Linked DNA regions of Mus musculus: all the other regions are linked to region 2. Evidence: chromatin loops called from intact Hi-C (ENCODE). Cell type or tissue: gastrocnemius. All regions are shown on one strand. Links, peaks and the distances in the headings refer to the core of each region. The heading gives the core; the rest is flanking DNA.

Evidence for each region. Hi-C counts contacts between places; a loop is a spot of excess contacts. Peaks named below come from ENCODE experiments on the same cell type or tissue, not always from the same donor. Only the 100,000 strongest peaks of a DNase experiment are listed, where the experiment ranks them.
Region 1: a loop joins it to region 2, with 13 times the contacts of the local background. A loop is called at or near these places in 26 of 42 quality-filtered maps.
Region 3: a loop joins it to region 2, with 2.3 times the contacts of the local background. A loop is called at or near these places in 9 of 42 quality-filtered maps.
Region 4: it touches region 2 in a loop (2.7-fold over the local background); 12 of 42 quality-filtered maps call a loop at or near these places.
Region 5: it touches region 2 in a loop (2.8-fold over the local background); 25 of 42 quality-filtered maps call a loop at or near these places.
Region 6: it touches region 2 in a loop (2.7-fold over the local background); 11 of 42 quality-filtered maps call a loop at or near these places.

Annotation. Positions count from the first base shown.
Region 1 is chr8:40,378,920-40,384,259 of GRCm38, reverse strand. Micu3 (mitochondrial calcium uptake family, member 3) reads right to left here. Exons shown (of 15, transcript NM_030110.2): 12 at 5,320-5,340; 13 at 3,431-3,588; 14 at 2,083-2,151. The coding sequence ends at 2,083. Among named protein-coding and RNA genes, the nearest start is that of Zdhhc2, 42 kb to the left of the region's middle. In gastrocnemius, for the core only: a CTCF peak has its summit at 2,723 (motif pointing right); a DNase peak (open chromatin) is centred at 2,638.
Region 2 is chr8:40,293,643-40,298,989 of GRCm38, reverse strand. No RefSeq gene overlaps it. Among named protein-coding and RNA genes, the nearest start is that of Fgf20, 9.4 kb to the right of the region's middle. In gastrocnemius, for the core only: a CTCF peak has its summit at 2,370 (motif pointing left); DNase peaks (open chromatin) are centred at 2,346 and 3,688; H3K4me3 peaks cover 803 bases; H3K27ac peaks cover 3,022 bases.
Region 3 is chr8:40,509,353-40,514,640 of GRCm38, reverse strand. Cnot7 (CCR4-NOT transcription complex, subunit 7) reads left to right here and starts at 2,887. Exons shown (of 7, transcript NM_011135.5): 1 at 2,887-3,101; 2 at 4,415-4,626. The coding sequence starts at 4,510. It overlaps Vps37a (vacuolar protein sorting 37A), which reads right to left and starts at 2,858. Exons shown (of 12, transcript NM_033560.3): 1 at 2,408-2,858. The coding sequence starts at 2,532. In gastrocnemius, for the core only: a CTCF peak has its summit at 2,518; DNase peaks (open chromatin) are centred at 2,870, 3,311, 4,534 and 4,869; H3K4me3 peaks cover 2,821 bases; H3K27ac peaks cover 2,762 bases.
Region 4 is chr8:40,494,646-40,499,992 of GRCm38, reverse strand. It overlaps Cnot7 (CCR4-NOT transcription complex, subunit 7), which reads left to right. Exons shown (of 7, transcript NM_011135.5): 5 at 554-698; 6 at 4,078-4,188. Among named protein-coding and RNA genes, the nearest start is that of Cnot7, 14 kb to the left of the region's middle. In gastrocnemius, for the core only: a CTCF peak has its summit at 2,148 (motif pointing right); a DNase peak (open chromatin) is centred at 2,146.
Region 5 is chr8:40,420,569-40,425,915 of GRCm38, reverse strand. Zdhhc2 (zinc finger, DHHC domain containing 2) reads right to left here and starts at 2,101. Exons shown (of 13, transcript NM_178395.4): 1 at 1,747-2,101. The coding sequence starts at 1,873. In gastrocnemius, for the core only: no CTCF peak of the experiment used is centred there; DNase peaks (open chromatin) are centred at 1,426, 2,180 and 2,419; H3K4me3 peaks cover 1,797 bases; H3K27ac peaks cover 439 bases.
Region 6 is chr8:40,185,095-40,190,441 of GRCm38, reverse strand. No RefSeq gene overlaps it. Among named protein-coding and RNA genes, the nearest start is that of Fgf20, 99 kb to the left of the region's middle. In gastrocnemius, for the core only: a CTCF peak has its summit at 2,717; DNase peaks (open chromatin) are centred at 2,740 and 3,246.

The DNA.
Region 1 (5,340 bases), core at 341-5,340, 85 kb before region 2:
TCATAGTTTGCTAAGAAACTCCTTTGACACTCAGTTTCAGAGAGGTATAGATTTAGGCAATCACTTTAAGCTATGGTTCTATGCCATATGGTCTATTATATGGACAATCAGTGTTGGTGCGAAGCTATTACAAGCAGAGTTAGACACTATGTTCAGGGATGGCACTGCTTTTTCAGTGCATTGGTCTGGTTCTGTAAGGCAGCACACAGCTTCTCAGAATACAAGTATGGAAGATCCTAGGTAGCTGAATCCCAACAGTTACCCAAACAGATAAATAAGCCTGCTCTTCTCTCAGTATTTTAAACCACAGCTTTCCAATGTGGATTCCACATAATGTGAGACTTCAAAGCTACTTCACAAAATGCTGACACTGCAGGTTCTTTTTAGAAAGATAAAAACAAACAGTAGCATTCCGAAAGCCGATACATATTTCTTTTACACGTCTCAGAGTTGACAAAGTGTGATGGCTGGTTAGTGTTGTCATCTTGACAGGAGCTATAGTCACCTGGGGGACAGGCCTCTGGAAATGCTTGTGGGAGGTACAGTGGTTGTATAGTGTGAGGTGAGTGATTCACCGCTCTCTGGCTGGGATTGTGAACAGTGTGAACGGGGCCAGGGACGTAAGTGGCAGGAGGCAGTGACTGCCCTTTGCTTCCCGACTATGATGAGGTGTGAGCAGCTGCTTCTCCTGCCAGGACAGACTGTGTTCCCTTAGACTGCAAGCCAGAATAAAGCCTTTCTCCCTTAAGTTGCTTTTGCCAAAGTAGTCTATCATAGCCACAGGAAATATAAAGATTCTAAGAAACTGTTCTTTTTACAAACCACTCTAGGGAACGGATAAAATGCCTCAAACTTGAGAGAACTAGTAAGACATATACATAAGAACATATACTCATCTAAAATAAGCAACAAAACCTCCATCATAGGAATCTAACATAGCCGACCAACAGGATATAGTTATTATTGATGTTAAAAAAAAACAAAACTAATCTTTCTGGAGATTAATATGTTTTAAATATTTCTTTGATTCAAACAAAAACAGGACAGACTTCCTGATTCATCCTCAGTTACTGCAATGAAGGGTGATAACATATTAAGTAAAAAAATAATTTGACCATAAGAACAAGGGGAGCTCAAATCATGGTTTGTCACTCACTAGCAAGTTGCCCTGAGAGATCACTTTCTAATTCTTGACTCTTTTTGTTGTTAACTGAGTTGTCAATCTAGAACGGGGCATGGTTGCTGAGGCTTATAATCCCTGTACTCTGCAGAGAGAAGCAAGAGACTCCTGAGTTGGAAACCACAAAGATCAAGAGCTAGGGATGTAAACCATTGGTAAAGCGGCAGCCGCACATGCCCCAGGCTGTAGGATTGAGCCTCAACAATGCAGGCAAGGGTGAGAAACATATCTCTGTGTGAGGACGAAGCGGGATGCTCAGTATACTGTCGTGATACTGTCATGCACCTAAACTCGTTAACAGTAAAGCTGCCATTTTTGTGGCCACCATTTAGAAGCATGCTCCTCCAAAGCAGTGACACATGTTCCGTAGGTGCTACAGGTTATGTTACAAAGTACAGCTTAGATTTATTACACTGTACCTGCACAGGAATGGAACTACACATTTAACAAACAACTTCTTCCTTCCTTTTTCCTTTGAGAGAGTTTATCTGTGCCCAGTGTGGCCTGGAAATGGCTATGGTACTGAGCATGGCCTTGGGCTTCCGTCTCAGCTGCTGGGAAAGGGAATGCACTGCCTACCAGCCCTGCTTTACATGGTTCTGGGGACAGAGCACGGGGCCTCATGCGTGCTGGCTGAGCATCCTTCCAACCGAGCCATGGCCTCAGCTCCTTACCATACAGTTTTTAAAGTATATAACACCTTCATTTGTCTTTACAAATTGCAGGTGATAATTAGATTTCTATCAGTTGTTCTCTTTTCTTATGGTACACAGGACTGAACATGTGTTCTACCATTACGATCTAACCCCGACCCCTTCCCAGCTATTGTCTAGACATTATAAAAAATAATGGTGGTTATTTATAGTTACTGAAACAATTAGGATAAACCTAAGCTAACATACTTATCTGCTGTGAAGTTCCTTTTTCAGGCAGGATTTGAAGGTCGGATACTTCTGGACTGTTTTATAACCCTGTTGAATAAAGGATTACAAATGTCCAAATGTATTACAGCATTATTTAATTTATATGTTGACTATAAGCAAACTTGTGCAAACAGCATGAAGTTAGTTACCAGAGGTGGGGAGGGTTGGTAGACACAAGAACAAGTAAACAAAAAGACACAGTGTTCTAGTCACACAAGAGAAATCCCTTCTCAAGATGGTCACAGAATGGTGACCAAAGCTAACAACCATGTGCATTTCAGACCTGCTTAGAAATAGAATCAAATGGCTCGCACTACAAGCAAGTATGAGATTACATTAATTAGATTATCACTCCACAAAGTATTTATGTAACAAGATTCTACTCTGTATCCCATAAAAACATGCAATGAGTGTATCTGCCCCTTAAACATTTGTAAGAATGTGTGTAAACACAAGGAAACCATGACAGAAGCGCAGGCGCACATGGAGAGGTGAACACAAGTGAGAGTCACTGCTTCAGAGGGAAAACCGTGCCAAAGGCTTACAGCATGGGTCACAAGAACCTTAGCTTTCTTATTTCTTACATCTGTCCTTATGAGTGTCTCTAGTGTCCACTAGGTGGCACTTAAGTACAACAGCAGCTTTTTCAAGACAGCTTGGGCAAAGTCCTTCAACAAATCTTTGAATTTCAATGACTAAGATGATATTTTTTTCTATATATGGATTTTTCTACTGCAAGTGTTTATCCCTGACTATAGCAGCTGTTAATTTTAAAAGGATTTTTTTTCCTCTTACGTTTCTGGAATATCCACTAAATATGTTAGATATGTAAATAATTAGTAAGCCACATTATAATAGAAATTAAAAAAATAATTTTGAGAAAAGGACAAGTGAACTTCTGTGACTTTTTAGTATGTCGATTATAAAAATAGTACAGGAACAAAACTGACTGCAGTGACTTCAAGCCTCCGTTCCCTACAGTGAGCATCCGATGTGTAGGGAGGAGCAGGGATGTTTACTAGCGAGTCTAAAAGCTAATGGGAAGACTATGGAAAAAAACCAAACCAAACCAGCATACCATCCCCCCACATAGCGATAAAGACACTCCCTAACTGAACATAGGAATGAATTAAACAATGAAATTTATTAATATATTTTAAAAATTTATCTTTTATCACCTCACACTTTTTTGAAAGCAGATTAAGGGCTCTACAAAGTTTTTTTTTTAAAAGCATTCCATGTTTATAGTCTTAAAATTTCACACAAACTTTTTCTGAACTCAGATTTAAAAACAAATTATCAAGAGGTTTGAAATCTGCAGGCTTACCCGGAACCCTCTATGGAGTCTGTCTTTCATAATTCCAATAAATTCTTTATAACTTAATTGGTCATCTTTGTCAACATCAAAAATCTTGAAGACAGTGTTCACCAAATGTGGTGAAAGTTTCAGTCCAGTAGCTACGTATACAGCACGTTTAAATTCATCTAGATAAAGGTCATGAAAAAGAAAAAGCAGTATTTTTCTTTTAGTACAAGATGCTAATTATTGCAAAGGTTGTAAAAAGTGTAAGCATGAGCCATGATGGTTTACCGCAGATGACTTTCATTCAGGGAAAAAGACGACACTGTAGTTACGGGGTTAATACTACACTCTTACCAAGGAACGTTGAATGCGCAGCTACCCTCAGGAAGAGACACTATTATGGTAAATCAGTCCAACAGTTCAGATGGGAGACAGGATTTTCAGAAATCATCATTACAAAGGATCATACAAAACATGGTGGTAAAGTGCTCTGCGAATCTGGAGATGAGTGATAAATTCTGAAAGATGGATGGATGGATGGATGGATGGATGGATGGATGGATGGTTTCAGCCGTGGGGATAAGCGCACCTGAAGGAGCACACACTGTGAGGGAGAGAGGTGGCTCTCAGAGGACAGGACCCAGGGAGGAGCTGTGGAGATGGTGGGGCTGGGAACCTGTGTGCTCTCCTATAGACAATGGGAAACTGGACAAGCTGTCCACAGCAGTTTTGACTTTCGTTCTGAGTTTTAGGAAGAGCTGGTGAAGGGGTGCTGCTTAGGTGTCTATTGCAACAGCCCTTAGCAGGCGCACGGGAAGAAGCAAGGAGAGGACACGTGGATAGTGTTCTAAGCATGGGAAAAGGTGACACGAAGTTCTCCTGTTTTCTAGTTCTTAAAACAAGAGAACAACCTTCTGCTCTGAACCAAATACAGTGATGCTAATTTTTTGAAAGAATACATTATATATTAAAGATATTAAATATATGACATATACTATATATTAAGTATCTAGATTTCATTTGTTGAGACATGCCTTTCAGTGTTTGAACACACAGCTTAGAGAAAGAATGGATAGGAGGAGATGCTTAGGTTTCTCTTATCCAGTGACTAAGGGAGGCCACACAATAGATGCACCGAGTGGGCGCTGAGTGCTTTTGCAGCTGGGAGTTGAACTCACACCCCCATGGTCACTGCCCTGTCTCTTCTCTGTTCCTGAGAGGAATAACTGGCATCAACATTAGGTACAGCTTCACATTCCCCTAGAAGCTGAACATAAAAAAATTCTCCAGACTATAATCTGAAATTTAACATAATAGATTCTGGCAAAGGCAGAGAAATTGCCTTAAAGACATGAACAGACCTTACACAGCAGGGTCCTTTCAGTAAGGACAGGGTGGTAAGGGAGAGAACCTGGAAGGATTTGGCTTCTTAGCCAACCCACAAACAAAGACTGAGGCAGTCCCAAGAACAACAATGTTTGAAGTTATATGACACGTGTTTTTTTGTAAATTTAAAAAATATATAATCAATTTCAAAAACTGGTTAGTGTAAGCTAATGGCTCATGTATTTCTGATTGGGAAAGATCATGAGAATTTCTGGAACTGGTGAATGGCCAGCTGCAGCTTCTACGAGGACACATTGGTTCCCTCATGGTCCCTAGTAGTCATGAGGTTTCTTCTTACACCTTTTACAATAAATATTATTAGTTTTTCCTCATAACATGAAAGGCCAAATATAAACCCAGCAAGAAATTCCTTAGACTCGGTTTCCCACAGAAACGATAAAAGCAGGCTTTCAGGCAAGCCGAGGTACAGTCAAACATCTCTCACTAGCTTGTTACCAGAGCCTCTGGGAACAAGGCGGGGCTGCTCTGATGCTGACCTTTTGACCTTTGGAAAGACGACCTCTTACCTTGTCCTATAGAGCGGCTTG
Region 2 (5,347 bases), core at 145-5,144:
CATAATTAAAGTAGATTTTGAAAAAAAAAAAACTAAGCCTATACGTGCACATATAAAACATTTATCTATGGGTTTGTTTTGATGAAGTGTTGGTATTTGAGTCTGAATGCTAGAATCTTCTTCCCTTCTTTGTCTTAGAATTCTGACTCTAAGGGCAGGAGAATTTAAAGAATTTGAAGAGACAGACTTGTAAAACTTAGTCTGTAAAGTCAGCTTACCATCGATATTATTCTACTAAATTTTTCCATGAAGTTTGAAAGGAGTATCATAGGGTGTTAGGTTGGGTGGTACTAGAGACATGGATTCAGAGGAAACAACAGAATTAATTCCTACTTGTTGATGGTTTGTTTATGCTTGGCCCAGGGAGTGGCACTATTAGAAGATGTGGCTCTGTTGGAGTAGGTGTGGCCTTGTTGGAATAGGTGTGTCACTGTGGGCATGGGCTTTAAGACCCTCGTCCTAGCTGCCTGGAATCCAGTCTTCTGCTAGCAGCCTTCAAACTAAGATGTAGAACTCTCAGCTTCTCGTGTACCACATACCTGCCTGGATGCTGCCATGTTCCTGCCTTGATGATAGTGGACTGAAGCTCTGAACCTGTAAGCCAGCCCCAATTGAATGTTGTCTTTTATAAGACGCGCTTTGGCCGTGGTGTCTGTTCACAACAGTAAAACCCTAACTAAGACATACTTGCCAGGAGAAACTGGCTCATCTGGCTTCCTTCTCAGCCTCTGCTTTCTTTGGCCCTCTCCTCGGGACTCCTGTGTGTTAACTGAAATGCTTCCCCTTCTCCAGAGGCGGCGTTATGAACCTCCTTAGTTCCAGGGAAGGACCTTAACTCCCCATTCCTTCTGCGTTCCTCCTCATTTGTTTGTATGCAACAGCTAGACTTTACAGCTCCAGGAGGGTTCCACAGCATTTACCTTTTAAGAGGATAGCCGTTGCCTATTAAGCAGTAAGAACTTAAAATCTGGGGAGCTGGGATGCCCTAGGCTCAATCCTAGATTATTTTAAAAGGTGAACTCCTAACAGTGGGAGTGGGTGTATCTCTGAGTCTTTTGCCTGCTCTTGGGATTCTTTTCCTGCTTTTGGGTTGCTCTGTCCAGACTAGATATGATGGCTTTTATCTTGTCCTACTGGATCTTGGTTTGTCTTGTTTGATTGTCTTCTCTTAGAGTCCTGATCTTTTTTGAAGAGGGGATAGAGGAGGATTGGATCTGGGCGAGCAGAAAGCTGGGAGGAGTGGAGAGAGGGGAAACTGTGATCGAGATGTGGGATGTATTGAATGAGAGAAGAATCTATTATCCCCCTCCCTCCCCCCAAAATGTAACTTTTTGCCACTGATAAAACAGGGCTATCACTGTGAGTTTGAGGCCAGCCTGGTTTAAACAGCAAGTTCCAGGCCAGCCAAGGCTGTATTGCAATACTCGGTCTCAACAAGTAAGTAAGCAAGCAAGCAAGCAAGCAAGCAAGTAAGCAAACAAACAAACAAACAGAACGTTATATTTATGAAAGAATAAAAATATTTGTTTTCTATAAAATTACCTAGAATCTATACAAATCTAATGGGCAGAGGACTTCTTTCCTCAGGGTAGCAAGAGTGCGATTGAATTATCCCAGGTTCAGAGACCCACATCAGCAGTCTTCCAGCTGAACAAAAGATGGAGCTTCAAAATAAATTTCAGTGGGAACAGCTCCTTAGAAACACAGCTTACAATTGACAGCTTTGAGGGAGCTATGATGAATCCCAGTTTGCTAAAGACATAAAAGGCTGCCAGAATTTTTTCAGGTCTTATTTTACAAAACCCATTGCATGTGTTGCTGCTGTAATTCTGTTATTTTGTTGCCGATTCCAGCAAACACAGCTTTATGAGAGTTACAGTTTTACAGTTCTTAAGCTAGTAGTTGTTATACTTGACAGCAGTGGACTCCAAACCCAGCCACTGGCTCCCAGTCATTCCGTTTACTTGACTCAGCTCTTGTCCTTGAATTCCGCTCCAAGTTTCACTGCGCACTAGAACCTTATAGCCTGTTTGCAGGAATAGCTTGAGTCAAATATTCACAGCGTCAACACTTTCTCAGTGTCCTGACAGCTGCACGGTGGCTGCTGACCTGCATTTTCCTCCCCATCAAGACTCCTGACATTGTCACAGTTTTATGTGACTTTTTAATCTTGCCAATCACCTAACGCATTCTAACTTTGCTACTTTTTTCTTTTCTCCTCTCCACATTTGGAAGCCAGAATTACATGCAGGATCTGCCAAGGGTAGGACCAGAAGCTGGGCAAAGAAACTTGGCAGCAATCATTTCAGTCTCTCAGGATCCCTGCAGGGCTTTAGCAAAGTCGTGGCGTGTGAGCACACCGTCCTCTAGTGGCTGACCCAGGTGAGGCCAGCAGCCGCTTTTCCACAGTAGCAGCAAGTGGATTTATGTCTAGCTTGTTTTTCAAGACTAAGGATACATTTCTCCAAATGTACCCATTTTTTGAGAGTCAAGTTACATTTTTTTTTACCTCTCTGGATTATATAACAGAATAATTGTTAATTGTGAGCAATAATAAATTCAAGAAATTAAAGCAAGTGCTCGAGGTTTCTGAAAAAGTTTTAAACATGCATATCAATTAAACGAATAGGCATTTTATTGACCGTGGAAAATATGCCAGAGATCGTAGTGCACTTTCCAAGGCCAGTTGTTACAATACCTCAGAGTTCATAGCTACATACGTCTGATGTGGACTGGTAGCTTTTCTAGTTTTTATTGTTGGAGATTTGGTCCGTACATATAATGTGTTTTAAATCCACCCCATACAAGCTTCCTCTCGGTTCCCTGCCCCCATCTCTTTCCCAACATTCCTTTGTCATCTTCATGTGCTCTGTTTTCCTAAAAGCTACTGAGTCCACACAGTGTTGCCTGTGTATGCATAGGCGGCAGGCTGGGCTACCGGACTGGAGCATGGGGTGGGTAGCCTCTCACAGAACACAGCCTTGAAGAAAACCAACTCAGTCTTTGTCCTAGCAGTTGTCAACTGACAGTAACTCCTTATCTAAGGTCAGAACTTAGCCAGCTTCTTCCCCATTCTTTGGAAGATTTTAACTGGCTTGATTTTGAGCAGGTCATGTATATGAAGTTACGCCCCTGAGAGTTCACCTGTGCAGAGGAGCTGTCATATCTGGGAAATACTGTTTTTCTGCAGATGTCTATTTCTTCTGGCTCTTATTATTTTTACACATCCCCTTCTGATGTGATCCTGGAGGCAGGGCATATAGACATCCCATTTTAAGTTCAGTTTTACAAAGTCTTATTCTCTGCAGGTTGACTGGTAATGGGGCTTTGTATTAATTGCGGTCTACTACAGAATCAACCAAATAAAGACTTCTGATGAGCTTGAGAAATGCATTAATCAATGGATACAAATGTAAGAACTTATTGGGCAGTTTATCACTATGTCCATTTTGCGGAAAATAGTATTAGGTTCTGCCCTAGGCCCAATGACCTGGCCAGTCATGGGTTGTGATTCCAGTTAGTGGTAATAGGGTTGAGTCCTGTCTTGTGGAGAGCGCTTCAAAGCTGGTGATTGTTTGTGCCTATGCTATCTATGCCACAAATGTAGCAGTGAGTGTATCTTGCCAGGCCTGTGGTTACAGTAACTCACCGAGCTCACAGTTATGTAACACTGTTGACTGCTTTCCTACCCCAGTGGCCTGCATAGCACATGTCAATCTGGAACACAGCCAGTAAGGATGAAGTTTCCAGGTCCATACCATCTTGACTCCTCTGTGTCCTAGGACTCAAGTGTGTGGTATCTTCAGCGATAGGGTCTTACCCTCAGGTTCTGGAGGATAATCAAGAGCAATGGCGGTCAAATGTAATGCTTTGGGAGCATCTATGGTACCATAATAACCAACAATTCAAAAAGAGGTAGCTCATATCTGGCACCATATCTTCCCACCCCTCCCACTTTTTTTTTTTTCCAGACAGGCTTTCTCTGTATAACCCTGACTGTCCAGGAACTCCTCACTCTGTAGACCAGGCTGCCCTCGAACTCAGAAATCTGTCTGCTTCTGCCTCCCAAGTGCTGGGATTAAAGGTGTGCGCCACCATGCCCGACCACCACCCCCTTACTTTTCCTGTTCTATTAATTTCTTTTCCCTACCTTCACGGACCTTACATTTTAGCGGGGCTGTAATGGCGAATCAGCATTCTTTGTTAGGATGGAATTCAAACCAGACCATTTGTAAATCAGACAATTAAAAAAAATTAACTTCATGATCTGTGCTCGTAACATCCGCACTGTAATTGGTTTTTGTCTTATCTCCTCCAACCTACTTTCAAGACAAATAAGCGGTGACTGGCAGTGTCGTTGCTTACGTAGTTGATACTAGCTTCAGCCATCTCTTCTACTTCTGTGTGCCGGTGCCTCTCACTCTAGACTGGTCATTGTAGAAAGACGAGTTGTGTCTTCCGAACAGCTGCCAAGTTTAAGAAACTCCTAAGACTTCTTTCCGTTCCTCTTATTTGTTTGCCCTCCCCGCCCCCCCAACCTGTCCAAAAGGGATGGACACTTCCCTACTCGCCTCGCTCTGGTCTGGCTAAACTTCTGGGCAGCTTGACTACAGGCTGGGCTCCAGTCTCTCATAAACTGTACTAGTTAGCTCAGAGTTTTCATTAAGGGAAGAATAAGTAAGCTTTCGTCAGCTTGTCACGATATCAAATCTCGAGGTAGCTTAAGCCACTAGTCCATTTTCTGATTTTCAAAATGAATGTCATTCATTCTCATTATTGATGTTACTATAGATTAAACTTGTACCCCTCTCTCTGTAATGCCAGTTTTAGTTCTACCTAATTCTAAAGAGACAACAAATCCATTAGTTGTTAAAAACTATTCCCTACATTTTATGGACAGACCCCTTGTTTGAAAGAGTGCCACTTAGGAGGGAGTGTTTGTGGCAGTTTCATTCTCTTGGAAAAGTTAACTTCCTTGAATGTGATGATCTAATGTGTACGTCATCACAATAAAAATATCTCTGTGGTGTTCATTCCAGAGAAGGAAGTCTAGTTAAAGAAGAGTTTCTTTACTTGAAATGGAAGAATAACAAACAAACAATTTCGTAGCATCTCTGGACACGTTAATAGTGAGATAATAAAAAGCGTTGAAAGTTGCTGTAATTATGTTCCCTAATCCACTGTTCAGTTGTAGATTAAGCCGTGTTGCCATTTTGAACCAGTTTTTCATATACTTCAATTGTTATAGAAAACAAGCCTTTATTACCTTTTTAGGTCTCTGTAGCTTGATTTGTTAGGAATAGAGTGAACTTTAATGAGCAGAACAGATACAAAACCTTCCCTGTTT
Region 3 (5,288 bases), core at 1-5,000, 220 kb before region 2:
CGTGTTTCTGCAATAGTAGTACTAACACAGTCTACAGTTTTCTAAGTAGACATTATAAGGCAGAAACCTTTGTAGTGTTTCTCAAAAGTTTGTCACCCAGAACCCCGGAGCTCTTGTCTCTAGCTGCATATGTATCAAAAGATGGCCTAGTCGGCCATCACTGGAAAGAGAGGCCCATTGGACACGCAAACTTTATATGTCCCAGTACAGGGGAACGCCAGGGCCAAAAAGTGGGAGTGGGTGGGTAGGGGGGTGAGGGGGGAGGGCATGGGGGACTTTTGGGCTAGTATTGGAAATGTAAATGAGGAAAATACCTAATAAAAATATTAAAAAAAAGTTAGCCACCTTATTTTACACATCTTGCGAGTGTAGCTTGCAAGTGTTTGGGGTTTGTTTGCTTTGGTTTGGTTTTCAAAGCAGGATTTCTTTGTGTAGCTCTAGTTATCCATGACTCTGCTCTCAAGAGTAGCAAACAAAACAAAACCCCATTTAGAGTAAGGCTGACTTATGTTGGGAGTTCAGAAATTGCTACCATCATAAGTATAGCTCTTGGGTATTATTGATACCTTGAACTAAGGGAGACTTGAAGATTGGAAGCAAACTCTCCTGCTGTCTTCCTATCTCTTACCCCACATTTTCCTCTGAAAGTCGTCCTAAAGACAAGAGTCCCCTTTCCTCATGGATGATAAAAGAAACCTAACACCTAGAAAGGCCACTCTTAGAAAATCCTCTTTCTAGAGGGGCTCTGTCCCTCTAACAGGGCAGAAGGAATGCTGCACAGAAGAGTTAAGAATAGGGAGACTGGCAGGCAGCACTTGAGAGGCAGAGAGGCAAATCCCTGAGTTCAAGGCGCCTACAGCGCCAAGTCCAAGATAACTAGAGCTACACAGAGAAACCCTGTTTAGAAAAACCAAAACCAAACAAGCAAGCACACCTCAAATCTAGGACTTGCTAGTTTCCTCCATTTCAGTCTACCACCATTAGATCGTGCCCTTTTGTCCTAACACTCTCCCACCCACTGCCTACTCCTAAGACAAAAAGGTTTCCCTGGGACTCGGGGTCTTCGTTTATGAAAGCTCCACACCACATAAAATTTGGCTTACACAAGTCTATTTTGTTCTCTCGTGTAGCCAACCCAAAGCTTTAAGAGCAGGCATGGATCATGACCTTACCATGAGTGGGGAAAAGCCATCACACCCGACAAAGTGGGACAACTTTATGAGTTGAATTTTCCACAGTGAAACCAACAATAAAGGATAGCTACTCTTTTCTACTTAAAAAGACAGTAAATGACTTTTTGAAACTTTCCTACAACCAAAAATGAAGTTGACAACCAAGAAACTCAGTTCAGTCAGCAACAGGCCTCATTCAAACTGATTTTGTAGTGAATTTTTCTTTAGACAATGTTTTTTTAGGTTATAGCTTACTTGCTTGGGAAGAAAATAGATGTGTAACACAAAAATAGCCCTTGATGGTGTGTTCAATAACTTGATGTTATTATCTCATGGATGTGTGAGTAGGTATGTATACATACATAATTATATTGTATAACATATTATAATGTGTATAATGTGACAAGGTTTTTGAAAGTCTAGAGTTTAATCATGTTGATCTCTAATATGCTTTATAAAATGTGCTGTGAAGCTGTTAGTTAATTGTAAAATCCATATATCGCAAAGCAGCTCTAATATTTGAAAGCCTGTAGCAGCCACGGACATATCTAATTTAAAAAAAAGACTGCAGCAAACAATTTTATATTTAAGAAAAAAAGTCGAAATAATCTGATTTCCTGTATTTCTAGTTTGACTACAATACAACAAGCAAACTCAAAAGACAACAGATAATGCAGATGGTTGTCTGGCAAGTCCTAAGTGTGGAGCCAAATAGAAGAAAGTGAGAAGTCTAAAGACTCTAACAATTACAAGACAGAAAGAGGTTATTGGAACAGGGTGAGCTTTAATTACAGACTCAAAAGGATTGTCACCAGGACAGAGTTAACTAAAAACACTGGCTTCCCTTTTCTTTGACGTTGCAACAGTTTAAATTTTCAGTTCATAAAACTGTTGGGAATTATCTTTCCAACTGTCTCTTAGCATGTTAACAATTCGAAGGCAATGCTACAATCAGGTAGATCAAAAGGAAAATTAGCGTGTGAGCTAGGGGTGCTGTATACAGATTAAAGAGAGATGACTCCGTTTGTCAGTGGAGATGAGCCAAGTCAAGAGAGGAGCTGAACAGCGGTGGGGCACCAGGGACACAAACTAGGGAAGCAAGCGCTTAACCCCACTGGAAGACCCATCAACAGGAGGCAGCTGATGGAGCGGCCTACGGATTCGCACACGGTGTGTTTGCAAGCAGCCCGCCCTCCCGTCCTACTTTACCCTGGGCCGAAGCCACCAGTCGTCACCTGGAATGGGAGTTCCGGAGTGACTCGATCAGCCGCTGCTTCTGCTGCTGGAGACTGGTGAGGCCGGCAGGGGACCCAGCCGCGGAGGATGACGCGCTCTTCGCCAGGGGAAAGAGCCAGCTCATCCTCCTCGGGTCCCCGGGCCCGAGGCCCTACAAGGTTCTGGCCTGCTGCTCCTCGCTTAGCCCAGTGCTTCCCGGGCGATCGAGCACGGCCCGGACGGGGTGCCCAGGGGCCGCGCCGTCTCCCACACGCCGCGCTCGTGAGTCCCTGGCCCCGGGGGTCCGAGCTACCACTGCGGGCGGCTGGAGAAGGGCGACTCGTCGGCTGGACGGAACCCCGGTGTGCTCCGGGCCACCACCACCCCGGGGTCAGTTAGCTAGGCCTGGTCGCCTTGCCGGCTCAGCTGCTCCAACGCCGGGGCGTTCGTCACCTGCCCGCCCCGCCTCCTGAGGGAGGGCCCCGCCCACCCGGCGCCCGGCGTCATCAGGCCGCGCCCTCGGCGGGACGTGCGAGGAGCGACGTCGCCGCGCTGGGCCGAGCGCCGCTCCAGCTCCCCTTTCCCCCTTTCGCAGGGCGAGAGGCGTCTATGGGGCTCCCGCCGCCGCCGCCGGTACCGCCACCGCCACCGCCGCCGCCGGGTGCTAGCTCTATGGCGAGGAGGAGGAGGAGGAGCGCGAGCTCAGAGACCCAAGTAGATCCGGCGGGGGCCCGGGCGTGCTGGGGCGCCTTGGGAAAAGGGGCTGGGAGTGGGGAGCCCGAGATTGGCGCGCGCGATGGCGCCCGCCTAAGCGTGGCTGTGTGGGACGGAACTGGCGGAGGCGGGGAGCCCGGGGGGACGGCGGTGCTAACGGGCGGGGGGCGGGTGGGGGCTGTCAGGGGCGCGGCGCGCAGTGATGACGCCACCGCTTTGTACCTGGGACTTCGTTGTGGGAAGGAAATTGCGAGTGGAGGGCGGTGGCCTACTTGGGGCCCCGGTGGCTTTCGTCCTCGGCAGTGGTTTTTGGGGGTAGTCGGTCTGGCTCTAGGCCATGCGAATAGGCACCCTGCTCCTGGCCGGCGGCCAGCCGAGCGACTTATCCTTGACATGAAGGCGGCCGTGCTCTCTCCACGTTGCTCGCCCACGGAGGACGCGCGACCTCAGGGATGAGAAGGCCTTGGCTGCCCCTTGGAGGGACCCCTGAGACCGCAGTAGAGAAGAGCGGGTGGAGGAAAGCAGGGTTAAAGTACAGTGTGTCGGTAGAGCGCGTGTAGGGACCGGTGTGAGGACGGAGGGGAGGAAGAAAGAAGGCGTGCCCTGCATCACCTTTTGTTTTCTCCAGCGTACATTTAGGAGTTTGGGACACCAGGCCACCCTCTTTTAACTCGCTGGTTTTGTCGGGGGTTATTGTGTGTTTGGTCCCTGTCCGTCTGATTAATTATCTTACCATTGTATACCGTGAACCTTGTGTGGATGGCAGAGACGTGAGGTCTCTCTTGGGTTGCCAGTTTTTGAAATTAGAAATTTTTAAATGTACACATTTCATTGCCTGCCTGCCTACCTGCTTGCTTGCTTTCTTTCTTTCTTTCTTTCTTTCTCCCTCCCGCTATATTTGTTTCTGAGATTGCCTAATGGCTTTTCAAAACATTTTTAAGAAAAATGTTTCCTCTGCTCTGCTTTGAATGAGTAAGATTTTTAAATGTTTTGTTAGAAGAATAAAAGCAAGCATTCTGTTATGAAACGTTTGATTTTGTTGATTTTTTTTTTTTTTTTTGGCTTGAAATGGTTCAAAGTTTTGTGTGGAGTGAATTGAACTCGGAGCAAATCTTAATTAGTGAAATTTATATTCAGTTGGGAAATCGGCGGTGTGGTGCTTTTATCCTCTAAATATTAGCTGTATACCTTGAGAAAAGGAACTGTCTAAAACTTGATTTTGTTATGAGTCATGAACTTTGTATAAATAAGGTTTATACCAGCCCAGTTTTATAATTCACATTCATGATATTGGTGTTTTTTTATTTCAACAGGTGCATAAGTAAAGGGTAAAGTATTTTTATGACACAAATCTTCAATCAAGTATAACATTTTGATGCTCCACATCTAGACTCCTTGTGCTGTCACTATGCCAGCAGCAACCGTAGATCATAGCCAAAGAATTTGTGAAGTTTGGGCTTGTAACCTGGATGAAGAGATGAAGAAAATCCGTCAAGTTATCCGAAAATATAATTATGTTGCTATGGTATGGACATGACTAAAGCTTTTTAAAATGCCTTTTGTAAGGGTGAAGTGGGAAGTGTGTGAGTGAATAAGTACGTGTGTGTGTGTGTGTGTGTGTGTGTGTGTGTGTGTGTGTGTGTGTGTGTGTGTGTTTGGGGGGAGGGGTGCACTGACACGGGTCTTTTGGTGGCCTGAGACTTCCTGATTAAGCTACATTGACTGGCCAGGAAGCCCCAGGGATCCACCTGCCTCTGCTTTCCAAACATGTAAATTGCCAGCACATGGGCCATGCACCTTTTAAGCATAGATTCTTGAGTTTGAACTCCTTCTGGTCCACATGCTTGCATGCCAAGTGCTTTTACCAGATGAACTGTCCCCCTAAGCCCTGGAGTGGGCTGTTAAAACCATCAGGTAAAGCTGGGCGTGGTGGTGCACGCCTTTAATCCCAGCACCTGGGAGGCTGAGGCAGGTGGATTTCTGAGTTCGAGGCCAGCCTGGTCTACAGAGTGAGTTCCAGGACAGCCAGGGCTATACAGAGAAACCCTGTCTCAAAAAACCAAAACAAAAACCAAAAACCATCAGTTAAACCCTTCTCATTGATAGCTAAGGATTAATTTAATCATGAAAAAAGTGGACTATTTCTTTCATCGAAGGCTATCAGAAACAAAACTATTTTGACAAGTT
Region 4 (5,347 bases), core at 235-5,234, 200 kb before region 2:
TCTTAATTAAGTCACTTAGTGGAAATGAAATACTCTGTTAGGGATTTATTCTTCGAAATTGGAAAGTGTCACCATCTCATGTAAATGGTGACAAGGTTTTACATGATTTTTGCCTTTGGCATGTTAAGTCTTGCTGGTTTATTACATTTTCACATACCTTCCCATTCACTGTGGCAGTGACCTTACTGAACCTATCTTTTGGGGTGTGCACTTGCATGTCTGTGTGGTTGACATAAAACACTCAGCTTTTACTTGGGTATTGGGGGTCAAAAATACTCATGTTTGAACATCATCTCTCCAGCTTACATATCAGAAAAATGTTATTTTAGTGACTGTAGAGTTAAATTTATACTATCATGTGTTCAAGATGCTGAGTGATCAGTTTCTGCACTGTAGTTATGGACGTGTTTCTTTTCATTGTTCCTGTGTGTACGTTATTGTTAATCCTTTTGCCTATAGTATGACTTGTTTAACTTTCTATCTGAAAAACTAATTTCTTTCATTGTATGGTATTAATGTATTTTTTTCTGAATTATTTTAATCTTTTTATTAGTGGTTATGACTTTGGCTATTTAATCAAAATTCTGACCAACTCTAACTTGCCTGAGGAAGAACTTGATTTCTTTGAGATCCTTCGGTTATTTTTTCCTGTCATTTATGATGTGAAGTACCTCATGAAGAGCTGCAAAAATCTCAAAGTAAGGCTTCAGATGACTTTATCCGGAACTAGCACATTAGTTAGCCCAATGAGTCTCAACCTGGAAGTTGAACAACCCTTTCACAGGGATCAATTATGACCATTGGAAAACACAAATATTTATATTATGATTCATAACAGAAAAATCATAGTTAAGAAGCGATAAAAATAGTTTTATGGTTGGGGTTCACCACAACAAAGCTGTATTAAAGGATGCAGCATTAGGAAGGTTGAGAAGCACAATTTAGACCAAGTAATTTCTATAATATCTTAGGCCTGAATGTTTTAAACCATGTTTTAGAAGTTATGTTAAGCCGGGCAGTGGTGGTGCATGCCTTTAATCCCAGCACTTAGGAGGCAGAGGCAGTCAGATTTCTGAGTTCAAGGCTGGCCCGGTCTACAGAATAAGTTCCAGGACAGCCAGGGCTACACAGAAAAACCCTGTCTCCAAAAAAAAGAAAAAAGTTAGTTAAATTATCTGATCCTATTCTTAATAAACAATCTCTCTTCAAAGCTGCGGTATTTATCTTAACAGGATAAGGTTTGTTTTGGTTTTGTGTTTTCCTTGGTTGGATTTTTGTCTTGTTGTAGATACTTTAAATTGTATTTTATGTATGTGGGTATTTTACTTGCATGTGTATATGCACTAAATGTGTGCCTGCTGTCTGAGGAGGTTAGAAGAGGGCATCCCATCTCCTAGATTATAGTTATGGATGGTTGTGAACCACCATGCTGTGTTGGGGCTGAGCCTGTGTCCTCTGCAAAAACAGCAAGTGCTCTTACCTGCTGAGCTATCTTTCCAACCAAGTTATCTTACCTGCTGAGCCATTTTTCCAGCCCAGAATAATGTTGATATATTAATTGCATTAAATATATTTAAGAGGGCTGGTGAGATGGCTCAGTGGGTAAGAGCACCCGACTGCTCTTCCGAAGGTCCAGAGTTCAAATCCCAGCAACCACATGGTGGCTCACAACCATCCGTAATAAGATCTGACTCCCTCTTCTGGTGTGTCTGAAGACAGCTACAGTGTACTTACATATAATAATAAAATAAATCTTTTAAAAATATATATATATTTAAGATACACACACTCTCACTCACTTCTGTGGAAGTTTACAGCAAGAGGTAGCAGAGGCTAAAAGAGAGAGTGTCAGACCCTCTGGAACTGGAGTTATGGGTACTTGTGAGCCACCTAGTGGGTGCTAGAAACTGAAATTTGGTCCTCCACAACAGCTGTGCTCTTAGCTGCTGAGCCAACTCTTTAGTCCCCAGAATAAATTTTTAACAAAAGCCAAGCTAAGGGCCATGTTTTTGTTATTGATGCCAGATTGAGGGTCATCAACTGAAATGAAAGTGTGAGGTGTACACTGACAGAGCCCTGTATTACAGAGGTTCTCATACTCCCAGCACACAGAACTATCACAAGCATACAGATTGGGGTTGGCCAGCAGGGGGCAGAGACACTCAGTAGTGTTCTAAGGTGGTTTTCCTTCAGATTATCCTGACTAGAGACTCTCCTTTATTCTTTCTTGTTAAAGTATGATGTTGTTATTTTCGTAGCTAAAACTGGTTAGGCATAAATACTATATAGTAAATGTGTAGGTTCTATATAGACAGTAGCTTATTCTGATAATACTGAACATATGTAGCCATGTATTTTTAACCTTTGGACATTAATTTTATCAAAACAAACATTTCCTGATTAAAGAAAAGTACTACTTTGGCTCAAGAGCAAATTCCCCTGAGTTGGCACAGATCCCTGGCAATACACTGAGTGGGTTTTTAGTTGCTGGATTTTGGTGTGATATGTTAAGTTATAACTAAGGAAACAAGTGTATGTGTAGCCAATATTGTCCCTGTCTTCAGTAAAACCAAGGTTGGCCAAGTTTTCCCTATCTAGGTTTTAGAAAAATACAGACAGAGCTTTGCTTTAGGAAACAGTAAGGAATTTAATAGTTTTTCTTAAGCAAGAATAGAGGAATTATAATGTGGAAGCTTTAGTTTCAACAATTTACTGAGAATTGTAGGACAGAAGTAATTTGTCACTGTTGTAGGTGTGGTGCCAAATAACTAGGAGAACTTCTTGAAAGATTATCTCATGACTGTCAGTTGAAAGTCACAGAATCCTGTGTCATTTGAGGTTTCCTCATAAGTGAACTCCAGCAGAGTATTCTGACTACTTACACTGATGAGTGGCATGCTGAGAATCTAAGGCTCCCACCTGGCTGGCTCTGGAAGTTTTTGGTTTTGTTTTGTTTTGTTTTGTTTTGGTTATTTATTTATTTATTTTTGGTTTTTCAAGACAGGGTTTCTTTTATTTATTTATTTATTTTTGGTTTTTCAAGACAGGGTTTCTCTGTATAGCCCTGGCTGTCCTGGAACTTACTTTGTAGACCAGGCTGGCCTCGAACTCAGAAATCCGCCTGCCTCTGCCTCCTGAGTGCTGGGATTAAAGGCGTGCGCCACCATGCCCGGCTGTATTTTGTTTTTTTAATTGACAGCTTGGTATAATGATAGTTTTCAGAAACAGAGTCCTAATTTTTTATTCTTCTATATATTCAGAAATATCTAAAAATATCAAATATTTTATTGAGTGCTATGTGAGCTGCTCACATTAAAAGTGTATGTTAGCAATAAGGTGCTACCAGTCATTCATATCTAGTCTGCTGCTGTGTTCTAAGCAGCTGCCAAGGATGCATGGTGCACACAATGTTAGAAACCGTTGCTGGCAGGAGTCCTGTCAGGCTAGGATGTGACTACAGGATAGTAAAGGCTTTGTATTTTAAGGAGGAAGTTGATTGGTAGTCTGTTCTGTGTCTGTCTATTTCTTCTCTTTTCCTTTGACACTCGTTATTTTTCTCAGTCATAGCTATAGTAATATAAGCAGATCAGAGCAACCATTCTAAAAGAGTTGTATATTTGTAAAATTCTCTTTTTAGTTGAGAAAATGGAAATTATGTGGTAGATTGACAATGACAGTGGTCTGAACACTCATGTTGTCTTTGTTTTACTAAGTTTTAAATACTTTAGGGGATGCAGATATTTTTAATGACACTGAGTATGGTTTATTACTGTTACCCTGAATATGATCTACTTCCTTCATATCTCTGGAAAGTTGTTAAGGCATGCTTAACTTGCCTTAAGATGTATAATTAAAATAAAATTTTCCTATTAGAATTTCATATTCTGGTAAAAAAAGGCTTTTATAGTCCACAGATAAATTACAGATTCATATTTTATCAATCCCCTTGCCATCTTTACAAGGTTCATCTTTACATATTAAAAATGTATTCATATTTTTGTCAGTGTCTAAATCTGTAATTGTGAATTCCAGTCCCAAAGTCCTCTCTATTTGACAAGCAACTTTTCTTCCTTCTAGGGTGGATTACAGGAAGTTGCTGAGCAGTTAGAGCTGGAGCGCATAGGCCCTCAGCACCAGGCAGGATCTGACTCACTGCTTACAGGAATGGCCTTTTTCAAAATGAGAGAAGTATGAAGACATCAGTGCCTTTTTCTTGGTTGTTAGGTAGAGAACATTAAAGGTCTGATGACAAAAGTTTTGGGCATTAAGAACCTACTAAGTGAAGATATAAATAGAGGTACTATATAAGTTACATCCACCACATTTGAATGAAAATGTTAAATAAGTCCTCCTGAAATGTAACGCAAAAGGAAATAGAATAAACTCTTTATAGAATAAAAAAACATTATTTATTCTACTGAAATATGTTGTTTATAGAATAAAAAATTAGGTGATTGTAGAGATCATGTACATATGAACATGCTGTTTTTTAAGCTAAAAAGGTAATAGTGAGGGAACTCAACTTTCTTAGACCCCATACGAGCCAGGGAGTCGTACCTTCTTTTTCTAGAAACTGGTGGCGAAAATAGATTTGCTCATGTCATTCTTCATTGCTTTAAAGGTTTTATAAAGTAGAACTTAACAGTTTTTACTAAGTCTTAAAGGCTTTTTGAATATATAGGTATTAATTAAATCTGAAGTCTGACATATAGTTGAGTCAAAACTATCAGGAATTCAAGTATAAAATTGTTAGGAGTAGAAGGATGATATGTAGTGGAACTGAGTGTTTTTAGGATAGATAACTAGGTGATAGATGTCGTGGTTACTTCATTGCTGATAATAATAAACAAATTTTAATTGTATACCCACACACACACACACACACACACACATATATACACACACACACACACACACATGTATTCTATTTTTGGTACACTGTGTGTGTGTGTCCTATTTTAGTTTGGTATAAATGGTACAAATATATATATAAAATGTGCCTACAGAAACACATTTTTATGAAATAGTTGCTGTGGAATTATTTTGAGTATATTCTCTTGGTAAAAACATGCTATTGACAGAACGCATTTGACTTGTTTTGCCAGGTAGTATTGATTCAGAAGTTATTTGAATTGTCCACTCACGTAACTAACTTAGTTTCAGTATAGGACCACCTTTTGGATTTTTTTTTTTTTTTTAGTTTTTTTGAGACAGGGTTTCTCTGTTTAGTCTTGGCTGTCCTGGAACTCAGTTTGTAGACCAGGCTGGCCTCGAACTCAGAAATCCACCTGCCTCTGCCTCCTGAGTGCTGGGATTAAAGGCGTGCACCACCACTGCCTAGCTGGAT
Region 5 (5,347 bases), core at 197-5,196, 130 kb before region 2:
CCCTATGGAGCATCTGCTACTTGTGATGGAGGGAACCCTCTGTGCCTTCAAATGCTTCCTTTTGACGGACATGAGCTATTATGCCAGGCTAAGCTTCTTAGCTTAATGTGATAATAAAGAACAAGCTGGCTATTTTGACAGTGAAGGCCTTCTAGGGCATTCCTCTTTTGCAACAAATGATGTTATTATTTCCCAGAGATGAAGGAATCAAACAGTACAAAGTTTCCCAATAGTTACATAACATATACAGTATATATCAGTAAGCAACCTATTTACAGATTAACTGTTAATACAGAAACTTTAATTTCTTTCTTTAACGCTCTTCCTGTACATTGTACATGACTACTTATTACATATTCTTATGCATTGTCAGGAAGATGTCAGTATAGACCACTTTTAAAAATCTTTAAATCAAAAATTAGAATTTTCACCTAATTGGGATTAAAATGTTGTTTCTGAATCTAGTCGACAAGGTAATAATAGCAAATTTTAAAACTATATGAAATGGGAAGATAGGTTCAATTATCTTGAAAGTGATGTCAAAATTATTTTGGTGTTATCATCTTGACACCATTTCTCATAGGACCGACATTTGGAGCTGAGATGGCTTCAGAGAAGGTTTTGCACTTCATGCACGAAGCTTTGAAACTACTCAAGTTGCAAAGCTTTAAGGAAACAGACCCTATTTCCTCCTTGTCCCACCCTAGGCTAGTACTTGGTTAGGGCAAAGGTTAGTAAGTTCAGTGGGTAAACATCAGACAAAATATTCACGTATCCCTGGCAGAAGAGTCATCCCCTGTGTGAACATTTCTTCCTGATAACACACATCAGCTTTCACGGAACCTCCTAAGGCAGAAAGTTTACATTAAGCTTCATAACTGTATTCCCTGCTTATGAATAATCAACCTTAAAAAAACAAATCTTCAGTGCTGAAAGTGCCCCACCCACCAATTCAGGAGCTTTATCTTGGACTGGGGCACTTGGTTCTCTGGATGCTATGCACTTCAGATGATGGTTTTCCTGCCCCGCTCTCTATTTTCCCAGCATCTAAACTATAGTCTTCTATATTTCTCACAGGTCTTCGAAAGATACTTTCTAGTGGCTCGCCCTTCCTGCCTCCTTTTGAATTAGAAAGTGGCTAATTATCAACCCTCAAACCACACAGGCGGTTACAACGCTCGTGAGTACTGTTATCATTTTTTAAAAAGTGGGTCTATGGCCATCAGAAAAGAAGCTGGCTCTGCCATCCGAGCGAGGTTAAGGCCAGTGTTTCCCCATCGCATATCTGGCGCAGCTCTGATTCTTGGCCCAGCCTTCAGGGCAGCTTCTCCGGCCTCCAGGGCAGCTTCCCAGCCTCAGTGACCACAGTGGTCCCCTGTTCTGTCCTGCTCGGTGAGAGGGTGTGGCTGGGGTGGCAGTGGTGAGTAAAAGGCAGAAGGGGGTACTCCTGGCCGTGCGTCCTGGGGTGGAGGTGACCCAGTAACCCAAAAGCGGCAAGGGGAGACCAAGGGAGTGACAGAGTGCAGGAGGTCTCCAGGAGGCCGGCTGACCTCCGCTTGGGGTGGTGGTGGTGGGGAGAGAGGTTTGGGGCGGCAGGCAAGCAGGTATTGGGAAGCGCCCAGGGCGCGCGGCGGGGTGGGGAGAACCCAGCGGATGCACAGAGTGGAAGCAATCGCAGAGCGGGGCTGTAGTCCCGGGACCGCGAGGGGACAGCGTGTGGGGTTCGGGACGCGGGCACCCACTCACCTATGCACAGCTGGATGGCGTAGGCGTAGTAGGACCAGCCCAGCAGCAAGCTGATGAACACCACCGGGATCCAGTAGAGCACCCGCCGGCACCGCCGCCTCACGCCGCCCGAGCCCGAGGGCGCCATCTTCCAGCCGCAGACACCTGCCCAGCTCTGCCGCCGCCGCCGCCCGTGGGCCTGGCTCGGGGCCGGGCTCGGGGCTCCCGGAGCACCCGACGGGACAGGCCCGGGGGCGGCGGCTGGCTGTGCTGCGGCCACCGCGGCCGCCGTGGCGCTAGCTCCCCATCCCGCGGCAGCGAGCGGGCGCCGCGGACTCCCGCTGCTCTGCCGGGCTGAGGCGGCGGCTCAGAGTAGGAGGACGAAGGCGACGAGGCGGCGGGAAGCTCCGCTCCGCCCCCGCCTGGTCCCCGCCCGGTCCCCGCCTCGCTGCCTCCCACTGCGCGGCGGGCTGCGCCCTCGGGCGGGTGCAGGGATCCGGACGCGGACTCCCACGGCGCCCTCGGACTCTCGGCTACCCGTGCGCCCTTGCCCTGGGCCACCGCAGGGGCGCTCGAGGTGGCGACCCGGTGCCCACCTTGGCCCTCCCGCCCCTGCACTTGGCCCTGGATCGCGGGACTGTGATGAGAATTGACACTCGCTTTGGGTCACCCTCCCCAGCCGCAAGCCACTCCCAGGGCGCGGATCGGAGGGGGACGAGCTGCAAGGTGTCGCTTGTAGGAGGACGAGCGTCAGCCCCTCTTCGCCCCGCCCCCGGGACCAGCCAGTTGCTATCCCACTCCTCACCGGCCAGGCCCAGGGAGGATTGCGCCAAGTCCTTAGGCGCCCAGGCCCTCACCCTTGCATCTGTCAGGAAAATTCTCGCTTTAACTTGTGGGTGCCAGTAAACTGGCTGAGAGTAGCCAAAGTGCGGTCAGTTTCCAGAACAGACCAGCGAAATGATGGTGTTTGGGCATGAGAACGCCTACCTAGGTGCCCAGATCGCCATGAAGAGGGTTGCCAGAGGCCCTAGCCAGAGGGAGCAAGTTGAATTTTACGTTGTGAATCCATTGACAGTAACTAGAGTTAGGGCTGGCAGATCTTTGCTGAGAGAAGATTCTCTCTTTTTGTGTTAAACTGTCTTGTGATTCTAAGAGTAAAGTTTACCGTCCCCATCTCCCAAGAGCCAAGCGATTCCTTCTCTGCGTTCTTTCCCATCCTATCCAGCCTGACAGTGATTTTGGTTGTGATAGCGATTCTAAATTTAGCATATAGTAGAGTTTAAAGCGGTTGTCAAAACCACTGGAACGTGATTCTAATGGTAGTTAGAACAAACATCCCACAGTTAATTGTTGGTGAATGGGAAAGGAACGTGTTTCTGAGATTACTCCTCCCATTATATAAACAATTAGTATGTGTAACAGGTACCAGATATCATTAATGAATACTATATTTACTCCACACAACCAGATTGGGTAGAATTACTTGATAAACGTGATAAGAATGCTGAAGTATAGAAACCCAGCTCCAATTATGTCCTCCTGGCTTTTCAATTATCTTCCCAAGACTGGATTAAATATCAAGCCAATGTTCCTGAAACAGCTACTGCATCAACGCAGAAACAACCTCGCTCACCGGCACCCCCAGAGCTCCCTGGGACTAAACCACCAATCAGAGAAAACAGGAGGTGGGACTCATGCGTATATAGCAGAGGATGGCCTATTCGGTCATCAATGGGAGGAGAGGCCCTTAGTCCTGTGAAGGTTCTATGCCCCAGTATAGGGGATTGCCAGGGCCAGGAAGCGGAAATGAGTGGGTTGGGGAGCAAGGGGAGGGAATAGGGCATTTTCGGAGGGGAAACTAAGAAAGGGGATAGCATTTGAAATGTAAATGAAGAAAATATCTAATAAAAAATAAAAAAGAATTTGAAAAAAAAAGTACATAGGAAATAGTAGTCAGACTCATGATGGACTTTAAGTCACTGAAATGTTCTTAGCCTGTGAGTCACTTTATTTTGCTGTGATGTTTTATTCTGTTTGGATACTCTCTAGGGCAGATTAAAATGAAAACAGAATTTCCCCTGCTATCCTTAGCTCCTCCCCTAGAAATCAGCTTCACATCTTAACCAGATTAGAATAAGGAATCGAGGGGGTAGCTCCCCTGTCCACGTGTTTAGCATGTTTGAGACCGTGGATTCAATATCCTCTACCAACTTCCAATTCATAAAATAATGAGACCAAAGGGGGGGGGCAGCTTGTGATTCCCATATCAGAACCAAGATACCTCGTAAAGATGAGCTAGCTGCTGGTGAAGATGAATGGACATTACTGAAGACTCAAAGGAGGTCGACCCCACCCTCAATCCTGGGAGTGCCACTGTGCCCTTCAGATACCCACTGACACCTGTACCATCCTCCATAGTCCTTCAGGGCTTGAGGTCAGCCAGGAGGAGCAAACATCCTACTCAGCTTTCAATATAAGCTGTATGCAGGTTTAACACCTTTATAGGCCAGATTTTTATTACTTTATCATCACGCTTTATTACTAGAACACCCATTGTTCACACTTACGATATTTGTGAAGGATTTTCAACTCTTTGCCGCACTAACGGTACTGTTAACTGAGTTGCTGACTGCTCACTGTCATCTCCGAAACTGTCTAGCGCAGGAAGGCAGGAAGAATCATGTCTGAAGCCACACGATGATGGGATTTATCTCAGCCTGGCCTCTAATTGGACAGGCGCAAACCCGCATAGCTGAATGCAAGCTCTTTGGTCAGTGAGCCCGTGCTAGACACCACACTCTCGTGAGCCTGGAAGGATGACCTGCATGCTCAGGGACAGACAGCCTTTGATCCCCCTTTCAGCAGGACAATGGATTGAACGCTGTACACCATTCACAAGAAATTTACTCTCCACAGAGCTACCTACATTTCAACTCTAAGTATTAGTTATCTTTTAAAAGATTTCAAGGAACTCTGGGTGAGTAAAGTCAGGCAGAAGAAGGTGAGAGGAAGTTGTTTTGGAGGAGAACCTGTCTATCCTGGTTCAAATGGTGGTAAGACCATCCCAGCAAAGCCTCTCCTGGAGTCTCTGCTCTACTCAAAAGTTTATGAAATAGCACTACCTCTCAGAGACATTCTTTTTTAAAACTACAAGATTCCTATGGCCAGATCTTGGCTCTAGGAAAGATTCTTGACCAGCTTTCCTCTGGAATTCCCAGTACCCCCGCTCCTTCAGTCCCCAGACCTCAACTCCAGCTTGTGTTTGCCTTTAAAACTCCACATCTTGCTTCTTCTCCCAGATCCAGGCTGAAATCTTCACCCGGTCTCTTGAAAAGTAAGTATTAAGAAACCACCATGCTGACCAAGCCCAGAAGCCAGAGAGTCGCCTACCTAGTCTCTAGAGAGCCCCAAACTCCATTAACCTCAGTGTCAGACTAATCTCAATTCTCAGCCAGTGCACCCACTTTTATTGACTTTACTGGGCACTGCTCCACAGTTACAACTTCCTCTTGAAAGTATTCTTGGTGATTAGCACGGTAGTAAGAGGATGTCTTTGAAGTAGATTATACATTTTATTATTCTCAATTGTCTGTCTCAATTACGACAATAGGAAGTCATGGAG
Region 6 (5,347 bases), core at 101-5,100, 110 kb after region 2:
TATAAGTTATGTAAGTATTTCTTTGTCAGAGCCTGGTGTATACTCTTAAGATATTTTGTTAGTTGCCAGACCTCAACAACTTAACCAATTTATTACTTATATTCACACAAATTTTTATTTTTATGAACTATGCTTATAGTAATACATACAAAGAAGAAACTGAGGCATCCACAGATGTGATTAGAAGCTTCTGACACCATCTTCACTGGTGTCTACCCTCGTGGTTCTGTAAGAAAAAGTACTCGATTGACTCAAAGTTATAAATAAACTTAGTAATCATAACAAAGTTGAGCACCAATTCAAGTCTTCTAACATCATATCTAGTACTTTTTCCATTGTGATGTTTCTCCAAACTCCAGGTCATTTTTTTATTTTTTTTGGTATTTGGGGCTATTAACCAAAGATGGCAAGGAATTAATAGCTGCAACGCACCACATGCATAAACTCATGTAGCCTTTACAACTCTTTACAGTAAGAAATGGCTTCTTAATTTTTACAAATTAATAGATAACTCTAATGGTTATCTCAGCAAAATTGTTAAATACAAACAGAATATTACTCAGCTCTTAGACTCCATTATGGTCTATTTTTATATTATTTGATAATAGTGAATAAAGTGAGAGGATTTATTATTGAGGTATTTTCTCTTTATATTTTTGTTTTCTTCTGCATGTTTGGTCTTAAAGCTCCTACCACATGTCAAGGTGACTTGGAGGATTCCTCTTTGTGTCATCTATTATCTGCTCCAGGAAGCCCATCTTGGATTCTCATTGCCATTATCCCAACATCCATGCATACCTTCAACATAACATGCATCTCACCGTGTTTCACCTGCTTGATTAAGCATCTCCCCGACCACTGCATTCTATGAATTTCTAGATGTATTGGAAGACTGTTATAATTTATTTTAAAATTCATTGCCTCATAAAAGTTTCTGGTTCATAATGAGTGCTCAATAAATATTACATAAATGAGTGAAAGGATGAATCGATTGATGGGTGGATGAGATGCCGGGGCCTCAGACCCTTGCAGTTGGCTCATCAACAACTCTGTAAAGCTTGTGAAGTTTTCACACGATCTATAGTTAGAGAATAGGATGAAAGTCCCTTTTATTCTCTCTCTTTCTACCATGAGTTACTTATTTGCATCTTTTAGAGTAAGTCAAGAAGATGAAGACGAATGTGACACTTTTGATGAAATGGGTATTCCAACTATTTACACTACTTGTAGAGTCGAGTGTAGAGGATAATGTGTCCTTAAATTCTGTATTTTGAGTACAAAGTAAAGGCTTTACCAATAAGACAGGAGAAGTCTATTGAGTTAGGGATTCTACAAGGCACTTCTGAGGATATAAAAGGATTCTCAAATGAAGGTGGAGAGTTTGTTACAAATGACAGACTTAATTTTAATCCCTTTAATGGAAAAATCTGAATTAGTCAAATATATTTGCTATGCAGACAAATTATAAAATATATTTAAGTGCTGGATATCAACTATAATCACCTCATTCTCAGATACTTTCTGAAAATAAAAATTGGAAATAATTCTAATTATCTGTGTATATTATTGATATCATGCCTATGAGAAAATAGATATTCTGAAAATTACTAGACACTAATTCTCTCTCTCTCTCTGCTAAGTAGGATGCCCATGGGTCATTTTAAACTCACACTCTTTTGATGAGGTGGAAGGGAGTCCCATGACCTCCACAGCAGACTTGCTGATAAATGTGGCCTATTATCAAACTTTAAAATACCCAAAAGGTATAAGTACAGTTAAGTCTGTAAGTACTTGTGAATATCGCCATTTATAATATTTAACATTGACTGTCAATTTGGCAAAGTTCAGGATCACCATGGAAACCATTGGGGATATTTATTTGGGATTTTGTAGATGAGGTTAAATGAGATGGGATGACCCCCTTGTTGATGTGGATGAGGCCGTTGCATGGGCTGGGATCCTAGACTGAATAAAAAGAAGAAATTGATCTGAGCGTCAGTGCTCGTCTCTCTCTGCTTGGCTGCAGATGCAAAGTGACCAGATGTCTGTGGTTCCTGTCACCGTGGCTGTCCCTCCCTTTGTCTCACTATCCTTGAAGTGAGAGCCAAAAGAAATCCTTTCTTCCTTAAGCTACTTCTTATCAGTTGTTTGATCACAGAAGTTTTAAAAGTAATTAATACTCACTTCTAAATAGTTATCCACAGAGCAGATATACGTATGTCTAAATGCACATCACACAAATGGCCCAAATCAAGTGTGTCCCCTGATACTGTTTAAAGTTATTTGAGAATTGAGCAATTTTGAAAGACGGTGTTTGCCACTTTTGATCAAAGGCAAAGCTGGCAGAATACTAGAAACCCAAGTTCCTTCAGGCTTTTGGAAGCTATTCCCTTGACTGAAGAACTTTTAAAACACACAGAAAATGTCGATATCATTAACTAATGGATAAAACTTTTTAAATACTTTAAAAATGTATCTGACTAAATATGGATGAAGCTACTTCAGGGTAAAAATACATATGTAATAAATATTAATGGATATTTCCTTTCAGAGATACAACGTATTCCTCCCAGAAGTGTTAGATTTTTGCAATTCTAATTATTGTATGTTCTTTAATTCCTAACAGAATCTGATACTCTGAAATATATGGAAGCATCTGTTTGCCTCCCGTTTTCTACTGAGCAGCTGTCCCGTTCAATGCTACACACATGCTCTAGCGCCATCTAGCAGACATCCAAGGAAAATCATTGCAGCGTCTAAATTCCAAGTATTATATTCCTTAAGCTTGTTAAATTTACCTTTTCTCTTCTTTTTAAACATAGCCAATGATGGTATTTCTTGACCAAAGTCAAATAGTATACTGTACTAAAAATAGTCCTATACATATGAAGTGTATATTCATTAGTGTTTAATTTCCTAGTACATAAAACCAAACCAAATCAAACCAAACAAAACCACCACCAACCACCGCCGCCACCACGGACAACAACCACTCTGGGAATGTGTCGGTACAACATATATGGTTCTGATCGGCTTTGCATTCCTGAGAACATGGTCCTCGAATGACTAAAATCACAAGGTTCACACATGAATTATTATTTTGATGGTCAAGACTAGGTTAGTATAGGCACATAATCTGCCAGCAGTCAGCAACCTTAACAGATGGACTTCATAGAGCAAGGAGAGCAGGTAGAGAAATGACCAAAGTGAGCTGGGGAGCACTGAATACAGAAGCGGCATCTGACGAGATTGGGCGCGTTCGGAGTGGGCGGGGAGGCAGGAGTGGGTGGGTGGGTAGGGGCACGCCCTCATAGAAACAGGAGGAGGGAGGATTGGATGGAGGATTCTGGGCGGGGGGGGGGCATCAGGAAATTTGAAATGCAAATAAATAAAATATCCAATAAAACAAAACAACAAAAACAAAAACAAAACAAAAGCAGGATCTGAGAGTCTGAAGATGATTTTAAAGAGGAGACTCAGACCAAAGGGGGAGGGGGCGGGCTCCCTTTAGGAGACTTGAAAAGGAGGGCATAGAAAGAGGAGACAGGAGACACTAACTGAGAAATCAGACCAAGGGACAGACAGGGCCATTGCGGGGTAAAGAAAGAGAACAGAAGAAGTTGAACAAAAGATCACATAAAGGAAGAATCAAAGCAGAAAATTGAGAATAGAGATTCCTTTTCACCTTTACAGCTGACATTCTTATGTGATCCTGCCTATTCGAAAATCAGGGTCCACACACTGGAACCAAGTCAACACTGGATAGTTAACCAACCCTATTAGCATTCACTTTCTTGATCTTAAAGTGATAGGCAGAAATTCACACCAGTTGTCAATCCATTTTCAAGGAATAAGTTAGATTTTTGTTCCTGTTGTTCATCTCCCAGATCAGTTAATGGCCTCAAATGGAAAAAAAAAATTACCTAAAAAGAAGTGAGATTCAACGTGATAAATACTTTATATTTGCTACTAATTTGCAAAATCAGAGATATTCTGACTTGTTCATGGGTGGCCAAAAGATGCTGAGAGATACCCATCGATTTCTCTGTGAAAGTAGATAGATAGTCTTGCTGTATAAAATTCTCATTTCAAACGGCTGCTCTTACAGACCTCTAAGCACATCACACAATGAGGCAATTCACTGTAACACAACTTCAGGCATTTCTTGAAATTCCTGAACGTAAAAGACTATAACAAGGGTGGGGGATTGGACAAGAGTTTTTAAATTGTTGTTTTAAACTTGAAACTCAACTTTGACTTTTTAGATTTTCATGAAAAAAAAGTTTGTCATTTCTTGTATAGTAATGTGTGTCACATAATTTTTCAGGATTCTCTCCCTAGTTCTTTCGGACAAGATTTCTGTTCCTTTTACCCCTTAACCATCTTTGTTTTATTCCATTTGTAAAATGTATAGGAAACTGTTCACTAATGAAACCTTTACCAATACCTGTCAGTTCTCATACAGTAACTCTGTGTCTCCCCCCCTCCCATTTACCACTTCCATTGCCCCACTGTATTTTGAGTTTTGGAAATAGGCCACTCAGAATGATGCTTTTCATTTCTAGATAGATTTTCACTAATTTACATCCTGTTATGAACTAATCATTTAAGAGATGAGAAGGCCAGTTAATGAACTGGATCCAGTTAGTGAACTAATCACTAAAATACAGGAAGATGTTGAGTGAGGAAGTAATTCCTTACAGACTTGTTTTGTAAATGTATTTAAGTAGGGGTTGCTAAAGAGATTTTAAAGATCAGCGATCAAGTGAGCTGGGGTAAGGGGTAAAAGTGCTTGCTGTTAAACCTGATGCCCCGAGTCTTATGCTCAGAGCCCATACGGTAGAAAGAAAGAACTAAGTTCTACAACTTGCTGTTGATCTCCACATATGCCATGACACATAAAACACTCACCCACATGAACACAAAATACAGAGAAACAGCTAAATAAAAACAATACATTTTAGAAAGAGAACATTTAAAGATTTAAAAGATAGAACATCGAACATGTGCTGTACATTTTGGCATGAAATTTCCCCCACTGGGGCAGATATTTATAGGAGTCTGGTGTTCCTTCCATGCGTTCTCTCTGCATGTAGTGTTGCTGTTCTGAGAGCACAAAAAGATTTGTGTGTGTGTGTGTGTGTGTCATTTAGACTCACCGGTTGTGAAACCGTGGTGTTCTTCCACTTGAGGACTACCACTTCTTACTCCCACTTCCACGAGGCTGAGTGATCTCTTACATGGACTGAGAGCTGAGACCCTGTGGGTCGCTGCTTGCCAAGTCTTTCATCTAGTACAAGTCTGCATCCTTTTTTGTGGCATTTTGGGGGATGGTGAGGCTTTTGTG